Linked DNA regions of Mus musculus: region 2 is linked to region 1. The links are chromatin loops, found by intact Hi-C in ENCODE. Cell type or tissue: heart. All regions are shown on one strand.

What was found. Hi-C counts contacts between places; a loop is a spot of excess contacts. Peaks named below come from ENCODE experiments on the same cell type or tissue, not always from the same donor. Only the 100,000 strongest peaks of a DNase experiment are listed, where the experiment ranks them.
Region 2: a loop joins it to region 1, with 1.9 times the contacts of the local background. A loop is called at or near these places in 1 of 42 quality-filtered maps.

Annotation. Positions count from the first base shown.
Region 1 is chr17:46,700,432-46,708,431 of GRCm38, reverse strand. Ppp2r5d (protein phosphatase 2, regulatory subunit B', delta) reads left to right here and starts at 3,430. Exons shown (of 15, transcript NM_009358.3): 1 at 3,430-3,599. The coding sequence starts at 3,573. It overlaps Gm52314 (a long non-coding RNA gene), which reads right to left and starts at 2,807. Exons shown (of 2, transcript XR_003952400.1): 1 at 2,724-2,807; 2 at 1-1,890. In heart, a CTCF peak has its summit at 3,327; DNase peaks (open chromatin) are centred at 3,361 and 4,241; H3K4me3 peaks cover 4,084 bases; H3K27ac peaks cover 3,098 bases.
Region 2 is chr17:46,324,159-46,332,158 of GRCm38, reverse strand. Abcc10 (ATP-binding cassette, sub-family C (CFTR/MRP), member 10) reads left to right here and starts at 4,136. Exons shown (of 21, transcript NM_170680.2): 1 at 4,136-4,387; 2 at 7,245-8,000. The coding sequence starts at 4,227. In heart, a CTCF peak has its summit at 3,907 (motif pointing right); a DNase peak (open chromatin) is centred at 4,128; H3K4me3 peaks cover 1,871 bases; H3K27ac peaks cover 1,430 bases.

The DNA of each region.
Region 1 (8,000 bases):
GCCAGATCTCATTACAGATGGTTGTGAACCACTATGTGGTTGCTGGGATTTGAACTCAGGACCTTTGGAGGAGTAGTCAGTGCTCTTAACTACTTAGTCATTTCTCCAGCCCCCAATAATCCTTTTACACTTGGAACTCTTTTGGCCTAGTGTGCTGTGTTCAGACACGAGCCGCTATTCTAACATGTCAACTATAACCTAGAGTTAACTCATTTGGCTAGACTGGCTGACCAGCAAAGCAGAGGAGTTCTTTTGTGCCTGTCCTTGTCAGTGCAGGGATTGTGGACGCTTGGCCACGCCCAGGTCCTTCTCGAGGATGCTGGAGGTAGCTTCGAGGATGCAGCTCAGGCTCTTGTGCTCCTGCAGCAAGTGCTGCTGCTGAGGATGGCCATGGTATTTTCACAGACTGCACTTTCTTCTCGGTTTCTTGAGGGTTGCTCTTGAACTCACTGTGGAGCCTGATCCTTCTGCTTCCAACTCTTCAAGTACTGGGTTTGATTTGTTCTGTTTTTGTTTTTGTTTTGTTGTTGGTGGTGGGTTTTTTTGTTTTGTTTTGTTGGTTTTTTTCGAGACAGGGTTTCTCTGTATAGCCCTGGCTGTCCTGGAACTCACTTTGTAGACCAGGCTGACCTCGAACTCAGAAATCCACCTGTCTCTGCCTCCCGAGTGCTGGGGTTAAAGGCGTGTGCCACCACACCTGGCTTTGATTTGTTTTTTTTTTGTTTGTTTGTTTGTTTTTGTTTGTTTGTTTGTTTGTTTTTTTGAGACAGGGTTTTTCCGTATACCCTTGGATGGCTTTGAACTCATGGCAATCCCACCTCAGCCTCTTGAGTTTGAGAATCAGAGATGTGCACCATCATGCCTGGCTACATTGGTGCATTCAGACACACATTTACTGGGGGTTTAACCTAGGGCCTCACACATGCCTGGCAAGCACTGAGCTCCAATCCCAGTCCCTCCTTTTACATTGTAAAACTGCATGCAAACCAGACTGCCCACTGTGGTACTGTAATCCTAGCACTTTAGAGGTTGAGGAGAGGTGATTTCAGGTTCAGTGACAGCCTGAGGTACATAGCAAGACCCTGTGGCAAGAACAACAAAAAAGAAGGCCCTGGGGACTTGGATTCCCACAGAGAAGAAAAAAAAATCCCACTTGCAGCCGAACTTTATGTGTCTCTGTCCCCTGCTTCCTAGAGGAACCAAGGTCTGCAGGTCTAAAGAGGCTACACAGTCAGTGGCAAGTTTATGCCCCAGGACTACAGTGCATCTTGAGGTTTTGGGTATGGGCAAGGACATCTGTTGATCAGCTCCATCAGAGGACAACTGCCTCAGTTACACTTGTACAGATAGGAATATCCACCAGCGAACAAACACCTTTCTTCCCCATGCAAACAATAGTAGAAATGCAGCCTCACTGTGTGCTCCCCTCAACTCAGTGTTAGTCACCGAGCAAAATGCAATTCTGTATGAGAGCCAGGCTCCTCTCCGTGCTGGCCTTACCCTGTGCTCACTCTTGAAGGCACTCCAAGCTCCTACTTGGCTTAAGCTTCCCTGGCAGAGATCACCCGACACCTCCTAGTTGCAAAATCAAAGTGTTCTATTCAGTGTTTAGCAGACTCTACCTGCCTCTGGCCATTGTGACACCAGTTCCCTCTAACCATCTTTCATCACTTAGGAGTCACCCTCAATGCATCCTTTCCCTGATACTGTCTCCCCGAATCCAGTGACTCACCGAATCCCGTTGACTGTACACGTCTCCGGAGCTCATCCGCTTTTCTTCATTCCGGTTTTTAAAGTCATTCACGTGCATGTGTGTGTCTGTGCGTGTGTATGCCACCTATGCAGGTGCCCAGGGAGGCCAGAGGAGGGCAGGGCGTCAGGTTCCTGGAGCTGGGGTTACAGGTGGTTGTGAGCCAGCTGTTGTGGGGGCTGGGAGCCTAGTTTAGGTCCTCTGGAAGAGCAGCAAGTACTCTTAACCACTGAGCCTTGTCTTTTTTTCCATTCTGTTCTTGAAGTTTTAAAATTGTGTGTGTGTATGTATGTATGTATGTATGTATGTATGCATGTGTCTATCAGGTCCCTTGGGGCTGGAGTTACAGGCAATTGTGAAGCAGCTAATGTGGGTGCTGGGAACTGAATTCAGGTCTTTTGGAAGAGCACCATCTTCCCAGCCCCCATCTTTCCCAATATTGGGGCTACTGCTCTTTGTGTAAGGATGATTGACTATTGTTTGGTTATCATGCTCCTGGGGGAATCCAAGACCTCTTTCCTGGGGAACAAACGGCCACAGGCTTATTTGTAACTTTTTAGTTCTGAGAGTTGTTTCTTTGTTGTTGTTGTTTGTGGTGGCGGGTAGGTTTTTTTTTTTTTTTTTTTTTGTCTTTTTTTTTTCTTTCTTTTAAGAGGTTCTTATTGTAGTCCAAACTGGTCTGCAACTGGCTATAGTTAAGGCTGGTCTGTAACGCCTGATCATCCTGCCTCTATCTTCCAAGAGGTGGGGTTACAGGGGCAAACCCATCACACCCAGCTCGCAGATTTATTTTTGATGGACCTCCTCCAGTTCTTTAATGTAATCTATTGGCTACTAGGATAACTAAAATATATTCCTCCATGTCATTCTGAGGTTTGTGTAATTTATGTGATTGTATTTTAATCGTCTCTTAATACGAGTCTGTGAACCTCATTAGAGTGGGAACTACCTGAGGGCAAGAACCCAGTCTTACCCACTTGAACACTAGCTTGGGTGCGGCGGCGGCTCAGGGCTCAGGTAGGGAACGATGAGGCTGCTTTTTCACTTCATTCTCAGTGGCTCCAAACGCAGCTGTTTTACCGATTCCAGCACCCTTCCAGCAGCTACAGGGACCCACGTCTTGAAGCTGCAGCAAACCAGGGTTTCTTATTTTATTTCAGCCCGGTTCCACCGCTGATAGGCTTTCCCCTCTGCTCCTCTGCAACTGTGATCTAGGACAGACTTGATGAATGCCCGGGAGTACCCTTGGGAGTCTTCTCTATCATTTCACGTGTGCAATTTGAGCTACTTTAAATTCCTGTGAAGAAAGGTGCCCTTTTCGTGTTAGGGCCTTTTTCCTCCAGTCCGTACGAAGCAGGGCAGGTAGAAGAGCAGGGGAGAACATGAGAGCCACTTCTGGAGGGAAGGAGCAGAGCTCAAAGGACTGAAGAATAGCAGAGGACGACGCACAAGGCGACGCCGGAGAACAGATCTGCTAGCCAAGCTCGGGTTTCCCCATGGCTCCGCCTCCTCCACGAAGCCCGACCCTTTTCAGGGCGGGACCTTCCACTCCAGCCAATTCTGGGAGCCGAACCCTGGCGGTTTGTACTCTTTCTTTCCAATGAGAAAAAAGGGAAGCTGCTTGGCTCCAATGACCAATCCGAGGAGGCGGCTCCTGGTTCTCAGGCAGGTTTGTAAGAGTTCGGGCCAATTGGAAGCGCAGCCACGGCTCGGCCCGGGCGCAGCGCGCAGGCGGTGGCGAAGAGACGCCGAGCGGGCCGAGTGTGGCCGAGCAGAGCCGGAGCGGGGCCGCAGGAGCCGGGCCGGGTGTGGACCGGCCGAGATGTCCTATAAACTGAAGAAGGATAAGGTGAGCGTGGCCTTTCCCCTTGCGCCTCCGCCGCCGGGCCTGCGCGCAGCTCTGGGAGGGGCCCGAGGCAGGCCCGGGACAGCCTCAGACTGACCCTCTGGTCCGGCCCCCCGCAGCACTCCCGCGGCCAGCCCCAGGGCCGCGCGACTGCCAGCACCCCCAGTCCGTGCAGCAGCTGGGACAGCTCTCCGTCTTTGCCCGGACAGATTTCCCCCCACCTATCCCTCTTCCCTTCCTCTTTGCTCCTATCCCCGGCCCCCTCCAGATCTGCTCCACTCCCGGCTCACTCCCTTGCTTTTTCTCCCCGCCTTTATCTGTCCCCGATCCCCCACGGTTTGGGACAGTGCTCATTTAAGACCGCATTTCCCTCCAGTACTTCCCCCACCCCCGCCCTGAGCAGCCCCTTCCCTCTTCTCCTCACCAGCTTAAAAGACGGCCTCTCCACAGTTCTGTACAGTCCCTCCTTCCCCCCCCCCGCCCCCCCACGACAAGCCCCTGACCTAGAACCGCTCTGCTTTCTCTCTCCTCCGCCCAAATCTGGCCTAGGCCCCTCCCTCGAGTCTTCCTTTACACACAAACTTGTAAGCCAGGACCGAGCCCTTCTTCTGTTGATGGAACCCCAGAACGTCTGTGCTGGAAGGGAGCTTTGGAGCACATGCAGACTAGCATGCTAGTGGTACAGATGAGGAGACTGAGGCCGGGTCAGGGGAAGGGACTTGTCCAAGGTCACACATCCTGCTGGAGGCCCAGCTGCAATATCAGGTCTCCCAACTTGGAGGGCTCTTCTGTGCAAGTGCCTAACTGGCATCAGCTGGCTTCCATGTTCACCCTAGACGGGACTCGGTTTCTAATCTGTTAGAGGCTCCTCCCTGTATTCCTTAGGATAACCTTTGCATTTCCTTTTTTTGCACCAGGACAGGATTTCTCCCTTTCTTCTGGCCTGTTCTGTTTAGTTTTCTTCTCATTCTGCCGTCCAGTACACTCGGTTTCTTTATTATTTGCAGTGGCAGAGATCAGACCCAGGGTCTTGCACATGCTAAGCATGTGCAGTACCATTGGGCTACACTCCCAACCCCACAGGCCATTTCTTGATGTTACCGTCTTTTGCCATCTTTTGCCTCCAAACCACCCTGACCTGTCCCTGCCTTTCCCTTTGTTTGCTGCTCTTGCTTGATCTGTGGTTCTTCTGAGAAGCAGACTCAGCTGGGGAGGCTGGAACTGGTCTTCAGACTCCCCAGCTTTTGGGCTGGCCCCTTGTGTTGGGCTGGCTCTGGCCTGGTCTCGTGGTCCACTCTCCTGATGACCCCAGAGGTGGATTGCATTCATTTTTCCCCTGATGGATGCTGGGCTACCATCTCTAACCATATCAGTCAAACTCTTTATCCCGGGGCTGTTGTGTGTTTGCCAGGAGGCTCTGCTTCTGGGCTGTCACTGTCTCGGTCTGAGAGTTAGATAGAGCACAGGACAGGGGGTGGTGAGCCAGGCAAAGTTGTGTGCCCTACCTGGGTCTTATCCTTGGGGAGTGGGCTTGCCAATGGGCGCCATCCAGCAATAGAAACTGTGCACTCAAGATAGCTAAGCCCGGGACTGGGGCTGTGGAGTTCAGAGGAAGGGGTGATCTCCTTAAGCGCCTGTCGTTTCTAGTCTGTGGACCAGATCCTGTCCCATCTGTCTGGCGGCTGATTGGGAATTAGAGGGGACGTTCTTAGACTTCGTCAGGCTGTGAGTGCTTTGCTTGAGAAAGGGCACAGGAAGGACCGGGATGCGTGGAGGCAGCCAGGGAGGCCTTTATGAGAGCTAATCTCCTGCACTGGATTTTGGGCTGCGTTTGGCCTCCTTCAGGTTCTGAGGGGGAGAGAGATGACAGTGTGACTGAGGTGTACCAGGGTGGAGGCACAGAGACAGGTGGGTGGAGGCCCCTTTATTGCTCATCTGTCACCTGTCCCCTCTCTCCTCGCTATCCTTCCCTGCTTCCCTGGGGAAGTCTTTCCTGGGCCTTCACTTGGGCTCACTTACAGACTTTATGTGTTCAGCCTTGGGTGGGAATGAACTGTGGACACGTTTTATCCTCCTTGAGGTATTAATGAAACTGTGTGCAGGTTTGCATGTCCCTTACACATAGCACATAGTAGGTGCTTCGTAGGCTGGTGCTGAGTCAGTCTTTTTTTGTGAGATGAGCATCCTTCCCTTTTAAGATTGGATTTAGGTCTTTTTAAAAAAAAGGTTTCCTGCATTAGGTACCCCTCCCACTTTCCTGTTCATCGTAGCGGTATTAGGCATTTGGATTTTCTGTACCAGACACTGGGCTAAGGGAAGTGGGTCCTATCATGGTTTTTGTTTAATAGGTGAGGAAGAAGAGGCCGAGAGAGGCTCCTCACCTCCCCACTCGCACATAAGTAGTAAGCGCTGAGGTTAAAACACAGTGCTGGCCCGAGAGTCCAGTGCCTCCCGTCATGCGACAGCTGGGCCGGGCCACAGTGCCTGTGTTTCACCTGTTCTTTAGAAGACAGGGAGTGAGGCTCGTGGGCCCTGTTCCCCTACACCCACTCACACCCACACACCAAGGCAGCTGAACCTCTCAGGCACACTCCCTGAGAGATGAGTATCAGGTGGGTGGAGGGTACCGGAAGCTTAGGCGGCTCACGATCCAGCAGAGACCAGCCTGAGTGGCGGTGGGTCAGCTTTGTTGGAGGGCCTGTGTCTGTTGTGTGCTGTCACTGTTGTGTGCCTGTGTCACTTTACTGCTGGGCCCTGTCCTGGTTGCATTTCCCCCCCACCCCCCCTCTCCACCACTTGCTGAGAGCAACTGACAGGAGTCAGTATGGCCAGCCTGATCAGTAGGCAGTGGGAGAGTGCTCAGCCCAGAGGAGCCCCTTCCTCCTTAGGCAGAGCTTCGAGCTGCTCCCCATCCGGGAATGGTTTTCCCTCTCCACCCCCAGAAAGCCTTCCCCCCTGCTCCAGCCCACACAGAACTCTTCTCTCTGAGATCAGCTTGCCCCCATAGTCAAACCATTTGATTTAACACTTCTTCCTGAAGGGGCTTGGCTGCTTGAATTGCAGACTCTCGGAGCTGGAAGTGATTTCTAAGGTCCTCCAATCCAGCTCTCATCTCAGGCTTGAATCCCTTTGCATCATGCATTAGGGGAGGCCATCCAGCCGCTGCTCAGATGCTCAGGACTGGGAGCTCAGCCTCACGGGGCAGTCTGTTTCCACGCAACCGCACCGTGAGAAAAATCCATCCTCGCTGGCCTCAGTCTGTCCTGTGGACGCTAGCCCGTTTCTCTCATGCCTCTGAGTTGTGTCTCTGCCGCACACGCAGCCCTTCCTCTGCTGTTCATCTCGATCCCCCCCCACCCCCCTTCCCCTGCTCTTCCCTTCTATTGTTAACATCCTGGTTTCTGCAGCTGTTGCATCTCTGGCTGAGCTTTTACACTGCTAGAATGGGCTGCCTTTCCCTTTAAGAAACTAGAATTTCTTATTGCCCCTTCCTCGGCACGTGCTCACAACTAAACCAAACTCGAGCTTGGTACCCTCAAGCCATGCACTCCACACAGGTCTGTCACCTGCCTGGCTGGTCCCACGACCTGCAGCCTGTGCCACAGCATTGATTGTATTGTACTTGCAGTCAGAGCTACATCCTTAAGTCTCTTCCGAATTCTCCCCATCCTGTCTCTGTGTGGTTGCTTTTGTTTTGGCCCAGAGCATGGGAAGAGATGCTGGACAAGCCAGGGCTCTGAGCCAGTTGCCAGGTTCCCAAGGGAACCTTTCGATCGGTGCTCACAGTTTGTTAAAAATTCAGGACTTCACCTCCATCTCTGTCCCGAGCTTGTTGCCTGAGCATCTGAACGGTTTTTTGGGTGGGACGATTCTGGACCGTTAGCATCCTGTTACATGCAACAGCACCCTCTTGGCTGGGTGCTGTTTATGTCGCCTAAATAAATGCCCCCAAGTCTTGGATGACCCTGAGGGGACAGAGGTGGTTTCTGCTCTGCTCTAGCGGGGAAGCCTTGGGCACCTCTCACCAATCCCAAAGATCCAATGAGGAGACAGATGAAAGAATATTGTCATGCCTAATTGTGAACCTAAGCTCCCCAGAGGTCCTGAATCTCCTTGTGTGTCCCAGCATTGATCAGTAGAGTTTTTACTTATTTTTGTTGTTTTGAGACAGGGTTTCTCTGTATAGCCCTGGTTGTTCAGTAACTTGCTCTGTAGACCAAGGGCTGGGCGTGGTTGGCGCATGCCTTTCATCCCTGTACTTGGGAGGCAGAGGCAGGCGGATTTCTGAATTCGAGGCCAGCCTGGTCTACAAAGGGAGTTCCAGGACAGCCAGGGCTATACAGAGAAACCCTGTCTCGAAAAACAAACAAACAAAACAAAACAAAAAAAGAAAGGCATGTGCCA
Region 2 (8,000 bases), 380 kb after region 1:
CATTCTGTCTGGGGGCTTAGGGTGATGCTCGGTTACCGAGGTGACCTGAGTTTGAATCCCCAGCACCCACACCGAAGCTGGGTGTGGCTGGGCCCTGGCACTGGGGGGAAGCCAGAGATAGGAAGATCCCAGGAGCTCTCTGACCAGCCCGTCTAGACAACTGATAAGCTATGTCTAGCAAGCCCATGAAAATATCTCTCTTGTAATTTTGGAGGATCGAGTTTAATAATTTTCAAGAAAACAACCCCATTGCCTCTTAAATCCAGCTGGGCAGCTTTCTTCTTATTCCTTCAATGGGTAGAACCACTCCTAAACTTGCCATGGGATGTGTGAAATGCATAGACAACACTGGCGAGAGATTTTGTGATGGGTAGCCAAAGAAAATATCTTCCTTTTTAAAATGTCAATCCACTCACAGGTCTCTTGTGTACCTTCACCCATGGTCAAAGTCAATGTGAACACGGGACACGCTCCTCTATGGCTTACTGCTTCCCTTGAATAAAGCTACCTTTCTACTGCTGTAAGTCTGTGTGGTCCCTTATCTCAGTCCTGTGAACAAGAATCCAAGAACTGGGAAACATTCAGCCTAGATTCCTGTGGTTGTGTGTTCTCCAGACCCTGGAAGGGGAGAGGGATGGGGAGCAGGATCCTGGTCCAGCTGGGTTTGAGTGCTGAATGCTGGAGAGGCAGGAGAAGGGAGAAGACTCCTCAGGAGTCTTAGTGTTATGGCTCATTTAGGTTCCTTTTCTTTTTCTTTTTTTAAAGGATTTATTTATCTTATTTATACGAGTACACTGTTGCTGTCTTCAGGCACACCAGAAGAGGGCATCAGATCCCACTAAAGATGGTTGTGAGCCACCATGTGGTTGCTTGGAATGGAACTCAGGACCTCTGGGAGAGCAGTCAGGGCTCTTAACTGCTGAGCCACCTCTCCAGCTCCCTTTTCTTTTTAAAGATTTATTTATGTTATATATATATGAAGACTCTATCAGCATGTACTCCTGCATCCCAGAAGAGGGCATCAGAACTCATTATAGATGCCTGTGAGCTACCATGTGGTTGCTAGGAATTGAACCTAGGACCTCTGGAAGAGCAGACTACTGATCTTAACCGCTGAGCCATCTGTCCAGCCCCACTCTATTTTCTTAACGTATTTATTTTGTGTGTTTGTGTGCACATGTGTGAGTGTGTGTCTGTGCAGGGGCACATGTGACTCGGCATGTGTAGAGGTTAGAGAGCAACCTGTCAGAGCTGCTTTTCTCTTTCACCCAAGGCAGGCCTGGGGATTAAGCTTGGGTCCGCAGGCTTGAAAGTAGGTGACTTCATCCACTAAACCATCTGGCTAAATTTTCAACATTTCTGTAGCATTATCAGATGAAGAAGAGGAGGAAGAGGAAGAGGAAGAAGAGGGGGGAGGAGGAGGAGGAGGGAGAGGAGGAGGAGGAGGAAGAGGAAGAGGAAGAAGAGGGGGGAGGAGGAGGAGGAGGGAGAGGAGGAGGAGGAGGAAGAGGAAGAGGAAGAAGAGGGGGAGGAGGAGGAGGAGGGAGAGGAAGAGGAAGAAGAGGGGGAGGAGGAGGAGGAGGGAGAGGAGGAGGAGGAGGAGGAGGAAGAGGAAGAGGAAGAAGAGGGGGAGGAGGAGGAGGAGGGAGAGGAAGAGGAAGAAGAGGGGGAGGAGGAGGAGGAGGGAGAGGAGGAGGAGGAGGGAGAGGAAGAGGAAGAAGAGGGAGAGGAGGAGGAGGAGGGAGAGGAAGAGACTCCTGGCTTGGGTTAGAGAGATGGCTTACTGGCTGAGAACAGTTTGCTCTTGGGGAGGACCTGAGTTTAGTTCCCAGCACCCACATGGCAGCTTACCACTATCTGTAAGTAAAGTCCCGGAAGATCCAATTCCCTCTTCTGGCCTCTGCAGGTAATGCATCAATGTGTTGAACAGACACACACATAAAATATATGCAAGCAACACACACACACACACACACACACACACACACACACACACACACACGCATAAAATAAAAACAAATGAGTTTTTGTTTGTTTGGTTGGTTGATTTTTCGAGACAGGGTTTCTCTGTGTAGCTCTGATTGTCCTAGAACTCACTCTATAGACCTGGCTGGCCTCAAATTTAGAGAGCCACCTGTCTCTGTGTTCCATGTGCTAGGATCAAAGGTGTGAGCCACCACGGCCTGGCTAAAAACAAATTAAGTTTTTAAAAAGGAAAATAAATGTAGGCCGGGTGTGGTGGCACACGCCTTTAATTCCAGCACTTGGGAGGCAGAGGCAGGCAGATTTCTGAGTTTGAGGCCAGCCTGGTCTACAGAGTGAGTTCCAGGACAGCCAGGGTTACACAGAGAAACCCTGTCTCAAAAAACCAAATAAATAAATAAATGTAGAGCTTTTTATTGAGACCCAAGGGGAATCTTCACAATTACCTATGGAAGTACTTCTCTTCAGGGAGATCTTCATGTGAGTGGATATTGTGTATCCATGCCTCATCAATAAAGAAAAATGTTCTTCCCCTTGGAGGGGTTTAAGCCATGAATAAGAATTTGAATTCTCAGCCGGGTGTGGTGGCGCACGCCTTTAATCCCAGCACTTGGGAAGCAGAGGCTGGCGAATTTCTGAGTTCAAGGCTAGCCTGGTCTACAGAGTGAGTTCCAGGACAGCCAGGGCTACACAGAGAAACCCTGTCTTGAAAAACAAAAAACAACAAAAAAAAAGATTTTGAATTCATTTCTCTCCCTGTACCTTCTGTCTCTGTTGTCTAATATGTCATTTATCTGTGTACTGTGTGTATGATTAATAAGGGATATATATATATCAGAAAACATGGCATGTGAAAGGAATAAGGACTTTCTTCTAGAAATATTTTTAAATAAATTTAAACAGATTGAATACACAGTAGGGAAACAAGACAGGTACATAATTTTAAATGTCTCAAATCTTTAATTTGGTTTCAAGGTCTTCAGTTTCTGAAGGCAAATATTTTGGGGGGAAAAAAACCCAAACTATTCCCACAACACTGAACACTCTCATGAAGTCAGTACCAATATACACCTTGCAAACATAAAGCTAAAATGAAACTAATCTCATCGCGCTGCTAAAATTGGTGGGTCAGGGTCCGAACCAACATCTATCTGGATAACCAAAAGTTTCCGTTCTTCCCATCACTCTGAAATATTTAGGAATGACTAAGCAAAGCACGTGACCTGAACACTTTTTTTTTAAAGTTTATATGTATGTGTGTGCAGGTGCTTACAGAGACCAAGAAGGCCTTGGATCCCTGGAGCTGGAGCCTTCTTACACGGGTGCTGGAAATCAAATCCAGGTCCTGTGCAAGAGCAGGAAGCACTCTTCTTAATCTTTGAGCCACAGCTTTAGACATAAACATTTTAAGGCCTTGACATAAACATTTTAAATTATACAAATTTCACAATACTTGGGTTGGTATTATCATCTCAATCGAAAAAAAAAAAAGCCAAAAAAAAAAAAAACAAAAAACAAAAAACCAAGGCTCAAGTAAGTTGGATACTTTCAAGATCTTGTAGCCTTAGGATACAGGAATAGCCTTTTGTCCTCAAGCATTCCTCAGCGTGGCAGGCATGTTTGGATTTCCAGCTCTTTAAACGCTGTGCATTTGTCAACTAGTATGCAATAGGTAAGCGAGAGCGAGCGCTCCACGTGCCAGGGTCTTAATGAATTTGCACAAGGACAGGACTGGGTGGGTCACTGCGCAAGCCAAAAGACAGAAACGTGCGCAAACACCATCGCGCTCCCGGGACAGCTCCCCGAGGCAGAGCTGTACGCACGCGCAGAGGCTGGCACGCGTTAGAGCATCCTTACCCCCATGGGCGAAAATAACCAAAAACTGCGAACAGCACCCGTTAACAGGTCTTCCTGCCTCTAGAGGGCCCTAGCATCGTGGCGCAGCACCCTGACCTGGCAGCGCGTCCTTTCTCACCCACAAACACTTGAGATATTAAAACAGCTCAAAGGCGCTTAGGTTTCCAAGTGCGGGAGACAGGAGGGTGAACGTAAGTACCAGGATCTAGAAACTGGCCTGCCCCGGGGACAGCGACTTCCTCTCCAGCCCCGGAAGTACCTCAAGAATGGGCGGGCTCTAGCTCGAAGCGGAAGCAAGGGGCGGTCCCGCCTAGGGGGCGGGGATTCAGCGGGGGACTCAGTCCCCGAGCCTTGTCACTCTTGGCTTCCGCCCGGGTGAGGTGTCTATGGAGGGGCTCCTGGCCCAGCTGTGTGGCACGGACGCGGCGCGGCCGCTCCCGCTGTGGGAAGGGGACACGACGGGCCACTGCTTCACCCAGCTGGTGCTCAGCGCCCTTCCCCACGCGCTCCTCGCCGTCCTCAGTGCCTGCCACTTGGGCACCCCAAGGTGAGACTGCAACGAGGCACCAACTCACATCGCTCCCAGATGTCCCTGGGATTGCGAGGTCTCTGTAGGGCAGAAGCAGAATAAAAGCTGACTGTTCGCACTCAGTTGAGCAAGCCACCTACCTTCTCGGAGTCTCCGCAGTTTTGAGCGGGTTCAATGACACAAGGCGTTTAAACACCGAGTGCGGCGCCTGTCATATCCTTAAAGTTGCCAATGCATCTCTCTTGCAGAGTTTTAAATGTCCTAGTGGAGCTGCCATGAATTGGAGGCAAACTTAGATAAACGTTTTAGCAAAAAAAAAAAAAAAAAAAAAAAAAAAGGATGCTTGTATAGGGCCAGTGGCACGCCACTTCCATCCAGCAAGCCCTGCTATCCCTAGGCTAAAAGCCCATGTAGACTCTGCTGGAGAGAAGCTGTAGGAAGAAGAGTAACGAAATCAAAATCTTAGAACTAACTTGGCTTTGTGTTGTGAGGTGTTGGTGCTACACTCGCCTTGATTTTATATTTAGTTCTTGGATGGCCAAGTTAAGTCCTTCTGTCCCTTTTGCAGAATGAAGCAAAAGCCTAGAAGAGGTTAGTACAGACACCCACAGCAAGCCTGCTCAGGTCAGGCATGTGAAGCCTTTAATCCCAACTCTTGGGAGACAGAGGCAGGTGGATGGATGCCTGTGAGTCCAAGGCCAGCCTGGTCTACAAAGTGAGTTCCAGGCCAGGCAGGGCTAATAAGAGAGCGCCTGTCAAAAAAAAAAAAAAAAAAAAAAAGGGGTGGTCTAGTCTAAGCTTTTCTAGAGGCAGAGGGATCTCAGCTTGGGCCACATGAGAGGGAACAAAAGGAACTAAAGTGTCTAGTTTATAGATAAACATTTTTTAGGACTGCAAAGAGCTTAACAGACTCAGTTGAGTTGTTTTGTGTTGTTGAAATAGGGTGTCATTCTGTATGCCCGGCCTAGAACTCAAGGAGATCTGCCTGCTCCTGCCTTCTAAGTACTGGGATTAAAGAAATATGGCTCCAGCCTCACCCTCTGCTTTTTTGATCAGTTGGTTGATTGATTTTGCCCAACTGTATGACTGTGCACCACTTGGGTGCAATGCCTGAGGAGGCCAGAGGGGAGGGCATCAGATCCCCTGGAATTGGAGTTTCAGACAGCCATGAGCTGCCATGTGAGTGCTGGGAACTGAACCCTTGGTCCTCTGTAAGAGCAGCCAGTGCTCTTAACTGCCCGGCTGTCTCTCTAGCCCCAATTTCATTCTTTTTAAAAATACTGGAAGAGTTTTATGCATAAGAGTGTTCGACAGCAATTATTCATATGTGCTACATGCATGTCGGGTAAAAGATGGCATTGGGTGCCCTGGAACTAGTGTTACAGAGGACAGTGAGCTATCATATGGGTGCTCGGAACTGACCTCAGATCCTCTGCAAGAACATCTCTACCAACCCAGTTTTCTTTTATGTGAACTTGGAAATGCATTCTGATAGTCACTGCTATAACTTTTTTCTCTTTGATTTTTTTTTTTTTTGTAAGACAAAGCTTTGCTATGTAGCCTTGGAAATCTTTTGCATCTCCACCCTACCTGGTCCTGGGATGACAAGTCTGTACCGTCACGACTGACCCTGTGTTTGATTCTCTTTGAGGGGAGAAGGGTGTTGAGATGAGGTATTAAATAGCCCAAATTTGGCTTGAGTTTATGGCCCTCCTGACCCAGCTCCCAACTGCTGATGTTACAGGTGTACTCCACCACACCCAGCCTATATTTGAGATATTTGAGGGTTCCCCCCTCCCCGCCCAGGATCTTACTATATAGCACTGGCTGGCCTAGACCTTGCTAAGTAGACCAGGCTGACCTTGAACTCACAGAGTTCAAACTGACCACTTGCTTCTGCCTCACTAGTGCTGTGATTAAAGGCTGTTTCCATTGTTCAAGTGTATTGTGTGTGTGTGTCCACAAATGCCTGTGGAGTTCAGAAGAGGATAGAGGAGCCTCTGGAGCTGGAGTTGTAGGCAGTTGTGAGCTTTCTGACATGGCTGCTAGGAACTGAACTCAGCTGTCCTTGAGCAGCGAGTGCTCTTAACTACTGAGCCATCTCTCCAGCCCCTGTGTTTGTTTTTTTTTCCCAGACAGGATTTCTCTGTGTAGCCAGACTATTCCTGGAACTCACTCTGTAGACCAGGCTGGAATCAAACTCAAAGATCCACCTGCCTCTGCCTCCCAAGTGCTGGGATTAAAGACGCGCGCCAACACAGCCCGGCTTGGTTTCTTGTTTTTGATTCTTAATGTAAACCTTTTGTTGTGGCAGTTGTTGTTTATGAAAAACAGTTGTGATGTTAAGAGGAAATAGGCAGAACTGAAAGAAGTTCCTCTTGAGCTGAGAGGTCACACAGTGATGTACACCACTTCTTACAATTAGGGAAAAGACAGGAGTAGAATATTCTGAGACTTTTTTAAATGTAGGTTCTCCTGTTACAGGACAAGAGCTGCAGGTAAGTAAATGTTTCCCTAGGAGGTTTCAGGTGACTTTCAGGCACTCTCTTGTGGACCCTTTTTATAAAAAGTGTGTATCTTTGTGTAAAATTCGTGGGTTTTTCTCATTGGAATCTTCACAGTACATACAACCTTAACTCAGGCTTGTTTGTACCTGTGGCAAAAGAATGAATCAGAAAACCTGTGGGCAAATTAGAAAATGGATTGGGCAATCTAGGAAGGCTTCCTGTAAGGAGAGGCTTTGTAAGGAGGGCAGGAGTGCCATGTGCAGACCAGAAAGGGAATTTACCTCCTCCCGCTGGTTGAAGGTGATGGGTGTGTCTGAGCCATGAGTCACCATGATCTGCGGTCTTCTTTTCTTCTCTTTCTTTCCCAGGACTACCAATCACTCCCCAGCTCTCAATCCTGGCTGGCGCCTCCGACTCGCAGCATCCTTCCTCCTTTCCATCTTCCCACTGCTAGACCTCCTTCCAGTTGTTTTGCCTCCAGGGTCACGCCCAGGGCCCTTATGGCTAGAGGTGCTAGCAGGGTGTGTGACAGCTGTGGCCTGGTTCACCCACAGCCTGGCCCTGTGGGCACTGGTTCATTCCCCTCATGGCCGTTCCCGTGGACCCTTGGCCTTGGCTCTGGCAGCCTTTCTACCAACCCCGGCCCTGGTACTAACTCTGCTGTGGCATTGCCAGCGAGGTACATTTCTGCCCCCACTTCTCCCAGGACCTCTGGGCCGTGTGTGTCTTCTCATTCTGCAACTGGCAGCAGTCTTGGCCTATGGGTTGGGCTGGGCAGCCCCTGGGGGACCACAAGAGCCCTGGACTCATGATCCCTTCCTGTCCTCTGAGAGTCAAGAAACAGAGGTAGCTGAAGATGGAGAGAGTTGGCTGTCACGCTTTTCCTATGCCTGGTTGGCACCCTTGCTTGCTCGTGGAGTCCGAGGAGAGCTCCAGCAGCCCCGGGACACTTGCCGCCTCCCCCGCAGGCTGCATCCTGCCTTCCTGGCCCGAGTTTTCCAAGCACATTGGAAGGAGGGGGCCCAACTGTGGAGGGCCCTGTACAGGGCCTTTGGATGTTGCTACCTGGCCCTTGGACTGTTGAAGATGGTGGGGACCATGCTGGGATTCTCCGGGCCTCTGCT